2 separate regions of the Homo sapiens genome follow, and region 1 is linked to region 2. A link is an interaction called in ENCODE POLR2A ChIA-PET data of the cell type or tissue named here. Cell type or tissue: GM12878. All regions are shown on one strand. Each heading gives the region's core, and the rest is flanking DNA. Links, peaks and the distances in the headings are about the cores only.

The links. ChIA-PET counts read pairs that join two places held together with the same protein. Peaks named below come from ENCODE experiments on the same cell type or tissue, not always from the same donor. Only the 100,000 strongest peaks of a DNase experiment are listed, where the experiment ranks them.
Region 1: POLR2A ChIA-PET joins it to region 2 with 6 read pairs; 3 of 35 experiments call an interaction of 5 or more read pairs at or near these places.

The regions. Positions count from the first base shown.
Region 1 is chr9:100,207,576-100,212,963 of GRCh38, reverse strand. All of the region lies in intron 3 of INVS (inversin), which reads right to left. Among named protein-coding and RNA genes, the nearest start is that of INVS, 110 kb to the right of the region's middle. RefSeq lists an enhancer at 2,875-2,924. In GM12878, for the core only: no CTCF peak of the experiment used is centred there; a DNase peak (open chromatin) is centred at 2,773; H3K4me3 peaks cover 556 bases; H3K27ac peaks cover 365 bases.
Region 2 is chr9:100,146,793-100,152,180 of GRCh38, reverse strand. The region is part of intron 3 of INVS (inversin); the gene reads right to left. Among named protein-coding and RNA genes, the nearest start is that of INVS, 50 kb to the right of the region's middle. In GM12878, for the core only: no CTCF peak of the experiment used is centred there; no DNase peak of the experiment used is centred there.

The DNA of each region.
Region 1 (5,388 bases), core at 301-5,300, 61 kb before region 2:
TCTCCAGCCTCCAGAACTGTGAGAAATAAATGTCTGTTGTTCCAGCCATCCAGTCTAAAGTATTTTTGTTATAGAAGGCCAAGCAAACTAAGACAGGAAAAAGAGAAGATTTAAGAAGGAAATGACATGACTGGATTTGTGTTTTTAGAAAAGACACTGGAGGTTATGTGAAGCACTGATTTGAGGGGAAAAAATCTTTAGGCAAGCAGAGCAGTAAGGGGGTTATTACAGCAACCCACAATAGAAATGTTGAGAGCTAAATGGAAATAAGGGAAGAGATCAGTGAAATACATAAGAAGATTCCTGAATGGCTACCAGATAGAGGGTGTTACCAACAACTGAAGAGATGGGAGAAAAAAATAGGGTTAGGGATAAAAATTTTTGAGTTCTGTTTTTTTTTTCTAAAGTGGAGTTTGAGGCACCTGAAGGGAATCTATGCAGAGAGGTCTAGCAAAAAGAAAAGGTTGTTGGGGAGGGGCAGATACATATAGACCTGAACATTAGAAGAGATGGCTAGATTCAAGATATAGATTTATGAGGCATCTATATTAATAGTTGTCTCAACTGTTTTCTCAGAAGACATTAATTTTCTGACATAAATCAAAGAATATAAATTGGAAATATGAATCTCTACACCCTTCTTGAAATATAAACATAATATAAATATCCACATAAATGGCTCAGTACAATGCAATCATGAGTTAGCTACCAGTGCCATATAAAATGTAGAGCAGAAATGGATTAGAAAGGAGAATGCCTTCTTGTATGCTTAGATAATTTTCTTATTTCAGTTGATTTAGATGTCTGTTTGTACTCTGGTTGCTTAGTCTTTAAAGTGATTTTATAGGGAAGCAAACAGTTACAGCAATCAACTCATGAAAGACATAAATTCACTGAGCTACAGAAATAAAATGAAATCTGCATTGCTTTTTCCACTGACCGACATTCTTCCTCTTTACTTAAACTTCTGATTGTCAAGGCTTAATTCTGTGTTTTATTGCTAAAATTTCTAAGTACTTAACAAATATGATGAGAACCACATCACTAACCTGCCATCTTAAGCAAATCTTTAAAAATATATTTTTTAGTTATTTGACAATTCTGTAAGCAAAGGCTAAGAATGTGCTCCAAAGACAGAATAGGAGCTTTATTTGCTATTTTCCAAGTTTAAGATGTTCATCCATCTGGCAGAGCAGCTAGACAATACATCAGCCAAGAACATCTCTCTGGCTTGAAATAGTTCTGGCTCTCAAAGAGGATTTGACTGAGGGAAAGGCAACATCTTTAGTTGCTCTAAGGCTGAACTCTTCTAATATTTCCCCCCAATGCCTTCTCCAAGCCTTGGCTCCATCCACTAACTTGGTTTCCATAGGAATAGACAGAGCTATCAAGTGGCACGGAGTCAAACAGCACAAATGAGAGAAGGAGAAAATGTTACTGTCAAAAAAAGGCTTTTCTCTATGAGAGGAAATTATGGAAAGGTATTCTTGACTCTGAGGCTTCCTTATCCAATGCCAGATTTTTCAGGTGCTCTTCCTGACTAATATAGCCTATTTTATTTAGATTATTATGAAAATTAATGCCTTCATTGGAGAGCCTTTTATATATAGGAAACTAACCAAAAATAAATATTGAAAAAAGTTATAAAATGCTGGGATGCTTATTTCCACAAGGATAATTCTGTTGTGCTTGTGAGGTACTCTGATTTATTTAGAGTGGTGCTTTAAATTGGTACAACCTTTTAGGATGATTATAAAGTATATTTGGTTTCTCACAGTTGGTATTTTATTTAAGGACAACATTTTTTTTTTGTCTTAAACTCTAGCAAAAGAAGTTCTCAAACTCTAGCATGCATCAAGATCGTCTGGAGGGCTTGAAAACACATAGGCCCTCCCGCAGAGTTTGTCATTCACTGGTGTAGGGGCCAAGAATCTGCATTTTGTAGCAAGTTTCTGGGAAGTGCTGCTGCTGCTGGTCTAGAATCCTAAACTTTGAGAACCACTGTTGAAACAAAGAACCTAATCTAGGAGTTCTCAATCCTTAGGAGCTTAAAAAAAAAGTCTGTTCCCATCCTAGATCAACAAAATCAGAATTTCTGGGACTTTGGAATTAATATTTCTTAAATTTTCGGTAGGTGATTCAAAAATGCAACCGGGATTGAGAAGCACTGACCTAATTAAACCATTCATTCAACATTCAATGGTTATTTTTGATGTAATTACTCTGTATCAGACTCCATGCTAAGAGTTGGGGAAGCTTTATACAGATGTACGCTTGTATGCAATGCAAAATTATAAGCAAGGAAGGGTAAATGCACAAAAAGGATACAAAAACAGAACACAAAGACAGGATAGATGATGTACTTAAAAGTCATTCCTTGTGACTTCCCCAAGATGTCCTTGTGAAGAGGGGAAGGGGTTAGAACAGAATGACTTCATGAAAGAGATGGCAGTTGAACAGGATCTTAACTTAGGATTACTAACACTTTGACACTCCTCAATGTCTCCATCTTGTTCCTGCTCCCAATTTCTTTGATATGGAGGGCAATAAGTATTTTCTGAATTTTATGTAAAGTGCTATATAAAGACAGCTTCAAATCTTACTCCCACTCCTTCCAATCAATTTGTCCCCATAAGCTCCTCCTATATGCATATTCTGAAGCCAACATTAGTAAGTTGTGTATATCATGTCTCTTGGATCCACTTATTACATGCTCCAATAACCCCCACACTATCCCTCCCTTTGACCGTAATAGAAAGTGAAACCATATGCAATGCTATTCACTGCTGTCATACAATGAGATCAGTTCTATGATAGAGGTAAGGACACACGGTAGTAAGAACTCTGTAGAGGGGCACCTAACCCAGCCTTGAGGGGTCAGTAGAAGCTTATTGGAGAAAACAGTGCCTGAGCTGCATGTTGAAAGTATATGCAATTAAGCCAGCTTAAAGTAGGAAGGAAGCTGAATGTGCGACGGCATTGTGTGTGGAGGATGAAAAAGAGGTGACTAGAATGAAAGCTTTAAAAACACAGTATGTCTGAGGATAGAGTAGAACTGGAGACACAGGACACTGAAGCCCAAAAGATAAGCAAGAACTCGATGACGAAAAGTGCAGGGTCAAGGAGTTTGGGCTTTTCCTTTCAGTCTTCTGAAGCAGTACTGAAGGATTTTTTTTTTTTTTTTTTTTTTTTTTGAGACGGAGTCTCGTTCTGTTGCCCAGGCTGGAGTGCAGTGGCGCGATCTCGGCTCACTGCAAGCTCTGCCTTCCAGGTTCATGCCATTCTTCTGCCTCAGCCTCCTGAGTAGCTGGGACTACAGGCGCCCACCACCACGCCCGGCTAATTTTTTGTATTTTTAGTAGAGACAGGGTTTCACTGTGTTAGCCAGGATGGTCTCGATCTCCTGACCTTGTGATCCTCCCGCCTTGGCCTCCCAAAGTGCTGGGATTACAGGCATGAGCCACTGCACCCGGCCAGTACTGAAGGATTTAAGTAAGGGAGGGACATGAGAGAGGTCTCAGCCAGAACACTCCCACACCCAAAGGCAAATCACTGAATTTTTCCTAGCCTCTGTTTCCTCCCACATGAAAAATAAGGAGGGTGGATTCTGATCTAAAGCCCACCCAGCTTAATGTCCTTTGACTCTATGATTCTAATTCTAAAAGGCAGAAGACCTGCTCCCTATAGCTACTTCAAAACTAAATGTTTTTTATTCTAACTGACTCAACAATGACTTAATTTCTAATAATTTTTATTTTCCTTAACCACAGGGTAACAGTTTTTACATCCATTTCCTTTTTCCCAATACTGCACAAGTAATTCATTTTCCTAGCATATTGATGTTCGCTTTAGGGGATCCAAAAATGCTACTCCATGGGGAGGCAGTACGGTGTAATAAAATGAGAATGGATTTTGGAACCAGTCAGATCTGGGCACTTCATTGGCTATATTATTAATAACTGTGAGCAAGTTACTTCTCAAAGCCTCAGATTTCCCATTGGTAAAAAAGAAAAAAAAGTGACCAGTGCACAGCGAGTACTCAACAAATATTGGTTTCTTTCTCAGATACCATCATTGCTCTCCTCTCATCATAAAAGTAGTATCTGTAAACAAAACAGCTTTCATTTGCTCCTAATGTTCTCATTGTTTGATGTCCATGATAATCTGTGTAGCCTGTTCTTCTTACTGACCCTGACCAGCCTTCTCAGTGACACTGCAAGCAAAGTTATTAAAACATCATATTTTAATATTAAACTCAGAAGCTAAATGCAACAAATTTTGTTTAACTCCTGGTTCCTTTGAAGCACCCCAAGTCTTGTAGGCTCCATCTTTAGTTTTCCAACAATGTACCTTAGTTTTATTGATCCTAGCATGCAGTTTAGAAAAATCAATTCACCTACTCTGCGAAGATGTGTGCCTTTGGGGGACCTGTTTCAAACAACTGATTGAATCCATCTTTTGCCTTCTCTACTTCAGTTCCACACTATGGATGGGATTTCTTAGATGGTGGGAAAAGACAAATATACAGACAAATGTGTAAGTAAATTCGATTATACTAAAAAACCTTTAATGAACCTCATTCAGACCATGCATTAAAGGGTTTAATCAAATGCTGACCATAACTAGTAATCTGACTTAGTAACTATTATCCATTTTCAAAATGGTAGCCTAAATCCTCACAGTGAGTGCTTGAATTCAAAATTGTATCTTCTAGTTTCAAATTTAGCCATCTTTAAAAAATTATATCAAAACATACCTCCATCTGCAAGTCAATCCCTGAACTCTATACTGCTCTTCATCTGTCTGCCACCATTTTAGACCTTTTTATTTGAAACTAAGAGAAGCAACCGAGTTGAGAAAGCATAATGCTACAGCTTGGTGGCTGAAGTGAGGAATAAAGATTTGCAGATTAAAGACTATTTTAGTTGTGTCAATCTGTAGTTTATGCCAGGGTAGATGTCCTGTTTGTTATAGCTATGTTTTAACTGTAATCTAACTATTCTTTCAAGTGCAAGCACACTACAATTCTGAAATCAATATTTTAGTATCTCCCTCAAGCCCTTTGTGGACCAAATGGAAATAAACAAACATAAATTTTAGAAACACATTCAAAAATTAGAAATTTTATGCTTTACATATATTGAAAATTTTGAAAAACTATTAAAAATTGGGAAAACAAAGTAAGAAAAAAGGTTACCAACAATTTTATTACCCTAAGCCTAACACAAGCTCTGCTAGCATTTCTGTGAAAACTCTTCTAATCCTTTTTAGTTTTTTTGTTTAAAAAGAGAGAGGATTTGCATAGTTTTCATCTAAGTATACATCTAACTGTATATCTTAAATAAGCAGTGGTTTTAAAAATAACTTGTGCAGCTGTGCACAGTGGGT
Region 2 (5,388 bases), core at 226-5,225:
GAAATAAAACATGTAAACAAATAAATATATTTCAGTGTAAAAGGTGGTATAACAGTGGTTGAGTACACAAGGTACTGGAGGAACAAAGGATACAATGGTCAATTTTACCTAAGTATGTCTGGGAAAGTTCAAAATATGGATACAATAAGATGCTGCCTTTGGGTCCAACAACCACGGCCATATTAATATAGGACGTAGTTTAGGCAGTTGTAAGTATAAAGCAGATTTAGAGTTTTTATTTGAAAAATCTTAAATATGAATCAGCTGTATTTTGTTGCTAAAATGTCAACAGTTATAGTCATGTAACACTCTGAGCTCATCAGACTGGCATTGTATTCTGTTGTAGGTATCACATTTTCAAGGGAATTTAGACAAATATGTGCATATCTGGTGAAAATGATCAGGATGAGAAGGAAACTTGAAAGCATATTATATGAGGAATGGGTGAAGGAATAGATAGTACTAAAACTGGAGGAAAATGTCTTCACTTGGCCAGAATGATTCTTTTATAAATACATAAGTCAGACCATGTCACGTCTTTCCTCAAACCCTCCTCATCTCATTCAGAGTGAAAACATATTCTTGACAATGGCCTATAAGGCCCTACAGGATCAGGCCACCATTCTTTCTCTTTCTTCATCTCTTAGCGCTTTCCTTTTGCTCATTCATTATAAGGTATATATATATTTATTATTATTTTTTTAGACAGGGTCTCACTCTGTTGTCCAGGCTGGAATGCAGTGGTGTGATTATGGCTTACTGCAGCCTCAACCTCCTGGACTCAAGTGATACTCCCATCTCAGCCTCCTGAGTGGCTAGGACCACAGGCATGCACCACCATGCCTGGCGAATTTTTAAAAATTTTTTTGTAGAGATGGAGTCTCCCTATGTTGACCAGGCTGGTCTCAAACTCTTGGGCTCAAGTGACCCTCCCGCCTTGGTCTCCCAAAGTGCTGGGATTAAAGGCATGAAGACTAATTTATACTAATTTTCTTGTTATTTTGCAAAAATTCTAGGCATGCTCCCATCTGAAGGCCTTTGTTCTGACTGTTTCTTCTGCCTGGAATGAATGCTCTTCCCTCAGGTGTTCACATGGCTAAAGTTCTCACCTCCTTTAAGTCTTGCTTCACATGTCACCATCTCACTGAATACTATTTTGATTGCTTAATTTAAAATTACAACCTGTCTCACTGAATACTATTTTGATTGCTTAATTTAAAATTACAACCTGTCCTCCCCAGCCATCCCCTCTCTGGTTCTCTTAATCCCCCTCACTTTGGCATTTTAGTTATCATCTGTTGTCACATTTGTAAATGATCATTTGCACCTTGTGAAAGCTTAACAGCTAAAGGAGGTACAAAGAGACCTCCTTTATTGGTCCTATGATTGGTCATAGGAAAAATGTCGTGCCCAAGTGTTGACAATATTCACACTATAGGAATAATAATCATCCTGATTCCCTCTCATCCTTTTATGAGTCATAAACTATGGGTAGGAGAAAAAACAAGAAGAGGAAATTACATAAACAAATAATGGCCCTATGACATAAGGTAATTAGAAAATTAATGCTCAAATTTTCTTTAGAATTGATGTTATATACAAAATTAATTTTTAAACGGTTAAATGAAAGTAAATGGATTTGAAGTCCCTTTTTACCAGCCATAAAAATATTTGCTGGCCCTGTGCCCAGAGTTTAAAAGAAACCAGCATGAGTCTAATGAAAAACAAGCTGTAGGTTTCATCGAAATTCAATATATACTCTTTCTTTTCCTTTTAGTTTTTGATTGGTTTCCATGGGAATCTAGGCTTGTGAGATCTCTGATCTATTCATGGAAAGCAGATGCTTGTATTTTCATGACTTGGTAAAAATGGGAGTCAGAGAAGAGATGAAGATGATTAGAAAATGAAGATGATTGTAGGAAACATAATCATATTTAAAACAAAATTCCACAGCCATGTAGATTTTAAAACAAAATCTTCAAGGCTGCTCTACTATGTTTGAGAGGTATGATAAAGAAAAAACAGTGTATTTAAAGAAAGAAGCTTTGGGTTCAAATCCTGAATCTGACCTATGAGAAAGAAACCCTTCAGTACTTCTTTGGAGGTTTGACAGGAAAACTGGATCTGGGAATTACTCAAGGCCAGAAGAACAAGAAGTCTGAGAAAGTAAGCTTTAGGAAAGTATGTAAATTTTCTCCCAGTGCAGCAGTATCAGGAACACTAAGATGAGAATCAGCAAATCAGGATAATTTGTCACTCTGCAAGTGACAAGGTGACCTTGAAGAACTTTTTCAAATTATAGTTCAGTTTATGTATACAGAAAACACATAATATACAACTATTCCAACTGCTATGAAGCTACTATGAAGCTAAATGAAGTTTTTTTTCATACTAGAAACATGATAGAAAAATTCAAAGTGGCGATTTCAATCAAGATGTGTTGACATGTTATTCCTAGTGACTATACATTTTACCCATGTAAATAGAAGTACATAAACTATAATCAAAGTGTTAAAGGACAGACAGGTTTTTATTTCAACTCGTTTTGATTGGAATACTAATTTGAAAGTAACTAATAAGATCCTAAATATCTGAAAGCACCTTCTAAACTGGAAAATGAGAGGATAGGTTTAGAGATAGTTTCTACATATGGAAGAACACAAACAATGCTGGTTTAAAAACTCCAGAAGTTGGAATAAAATGAAGCAAGACTCTTTAGGACTTTCTCACTGCTTGGAGAAAGTAGCCTAGCTAGCATTGAAGTCAACTGCAAGAGCTGCCTAACATCACCATCTCAATCCAGAGGTTTCTTAAGATTCTAGGACATAAGAGTTTCAAATACTAAGATTTCCCTACATTTCTAAGTAATGTGGGCATCACAAATGTCTTTTGGTGCCTTCTTTTGGAAGCATACCAACAGTCAAAAACTCATAAACTATCACTACTTGCTTACTCTTCAGATACCCATTCGCTACATAGCTTGTGGTAGAATGGGCACTTATTAAATTGTTTTAAAATGGACTAATGAGTGGATACAGCCACAGAGATGCCTAGTAGTATCCACTGAAAATGTTTAACTAACTAAAGCAAAAGGTATGAGTAATGGCACAAAACCCATTTTTTTTTTTTTTGCTACAGTGAACATGTCTTACCTATATAACAAAAAGAGTTGAAGAAAAACAATGACAATATTTGATACATGGCAGTCTGTTACCTTCAGACAAGATTATGGGAGTTCTACTGTCACTTTAACAATATTAGTTCATTTACATAACACAGTCAAATCCCAGATCTAAAGTTGTTTTCATACATATGTTGCACCATGTAAGTCACTAAGATAAAAAATGACTTTTCTTGACATGGATGGAATGTACATGTGTTGGTTTTATAGAAAGACTGAAGTAGAGGTCGAGAATATATAAAGAATGGATGTGATTTACAATATATATTCTTCATTTAAAATGTTTTTGTAGCTTTAAATAACAGCTTTAATTAAAATCTTTTCATTTTAATGTGTTAAACATAAAATCTAATTCTTCTACTGCCTCTTCTCCTGTGCTAATATTTTACTTATGCTTCAGCTGTTTAAATGTTGCTGCACAGTTTAATTACTTTTCTTTGCACTAGAGTAATTTGTCTGGTGCTTGTTGCCTATGGCATTATATCCTTTGTAAACTTGAAGTTACCTTATGTCTATCTCTTTCCCTTGGAATTTTCTGCCATTTCCCAGTCTTGCTCAAACATGTCTATTTCTATTAACCTTTTTGCTGCCATCATTTTTAAAATAATTTACTTTTACCTTAAAATTTTTGCATAAAATGCATTCAGATGGTTCAAAAAATAATATAAAGAGGTACATAATAAAAGCTTTCTCCTACTTCTGCTCTAGTCTGCATCATTCCTTCCTCTACCCTCACTCTGGATAAATTATTTTATTAGTTTCTTATATGTCTTTAGAAAGTTTTTATATTCTTAACCTTTTTGGTTTTTTATTTCTGTTTTTTTTAGAGACACGGTCTCACTCTGTTGTCCAGGCTAGAGGGTAGTGGCACAATCATAGCTCACTACAGCCTCAAACTCCTGGACTTAACCTCCTGAGAAGCTGGGATTACAGGTGCACGTTGCCATGGCCGGCTAAATTTTTTTTTTTTTTTTTTTTTGTAGAGACAGGGTCTTGCTTTGTTGCCCAGACTGGTCTCAAACTTCTGGCTTCAAGCAATCCCCCTGTTTTGGCCTCCCAAATTACTGGGATTACAGGTGTAAGCCATGACACCTGGCCTTGTTTATTTTTTAAATTTTCTTAGCAATTTATAGTCTTAATTTTACATACTCTTATTTTTAACCCATCTCTTATTCACTTAACAATACATCTTGAAGGTATTTTCATTTTAATAGACACCATCGTCATTCTTTTCACAGTTCCCTAGTTTTCCATTGTATAAATGTACCATATTTTTTAAACCAGATTCCTTTTGATGGGCATTTGGGTTGCTTCCAACCTTGTTTTTGTAAATATTGCTGCCATAAAAAACCTTCTATATATATCATTTTTCACTTGTGCAGGCTTATTTTTAGGATAAATTACCAGAAATGGAATTGCCTGGTCAAAGGGTATATGCATTTGCAATTTAGATAACTATCCCAGGAGCAGAGTATGAAAAAACTTATTTATCCACAGCCTCACCAACACAATGAGGCAATAGGTGAGAAAAAATATTTTAGCACAGTTTTAATCTGCATGACTTTTATACGTATATTTGAACATATTTTCATATGCTTGAGGGTCATTTGAATTTCTTTTAATGTAAACTGACTGCTGATTTTTCTCTAGGTTGCTTACCAATTCCAAGGAGCAATTCATATTTGCCCTCTGTTGTAAGTGAAGATGTATTTCCCAGGTTGTCTTTGACTTTATGTTTGTGGTTCAAGAAAGTCATTTTACAGAAGACTGAGTATGTAGAGGGCCTATAGAGGTCTACAGAAGACTAAGCATATAAAACTAAGCATATAGTTGTGTTTTGCCCAATGTTATACAGTTTGTGGCAGAGTTAAGTCTATAATTGAATTAACATGTGATTAGACAGAAGAGGTAAAGGGGAAAGAAGAGAATGATAACAATTCAACACATTAATTTAATAAATCCATTCAACCAACATATATTTAGCACCTACTACATGCCATGCAGTTTTTAAACTCCAGTGACTAAAAGAATACAGTACCATAAGTTGATGAAGGACAATCAAATGAAGGAATTGAAAACAGGTACTCAAACAAGTATATGTACACCTACGTTGACGGAAGCACTATTCACAATAGTGGAAACAGCACTTGGATGAAGGAATAAATAAATTGCGGTATATACACACAACAGAAAATATTATTCATCCA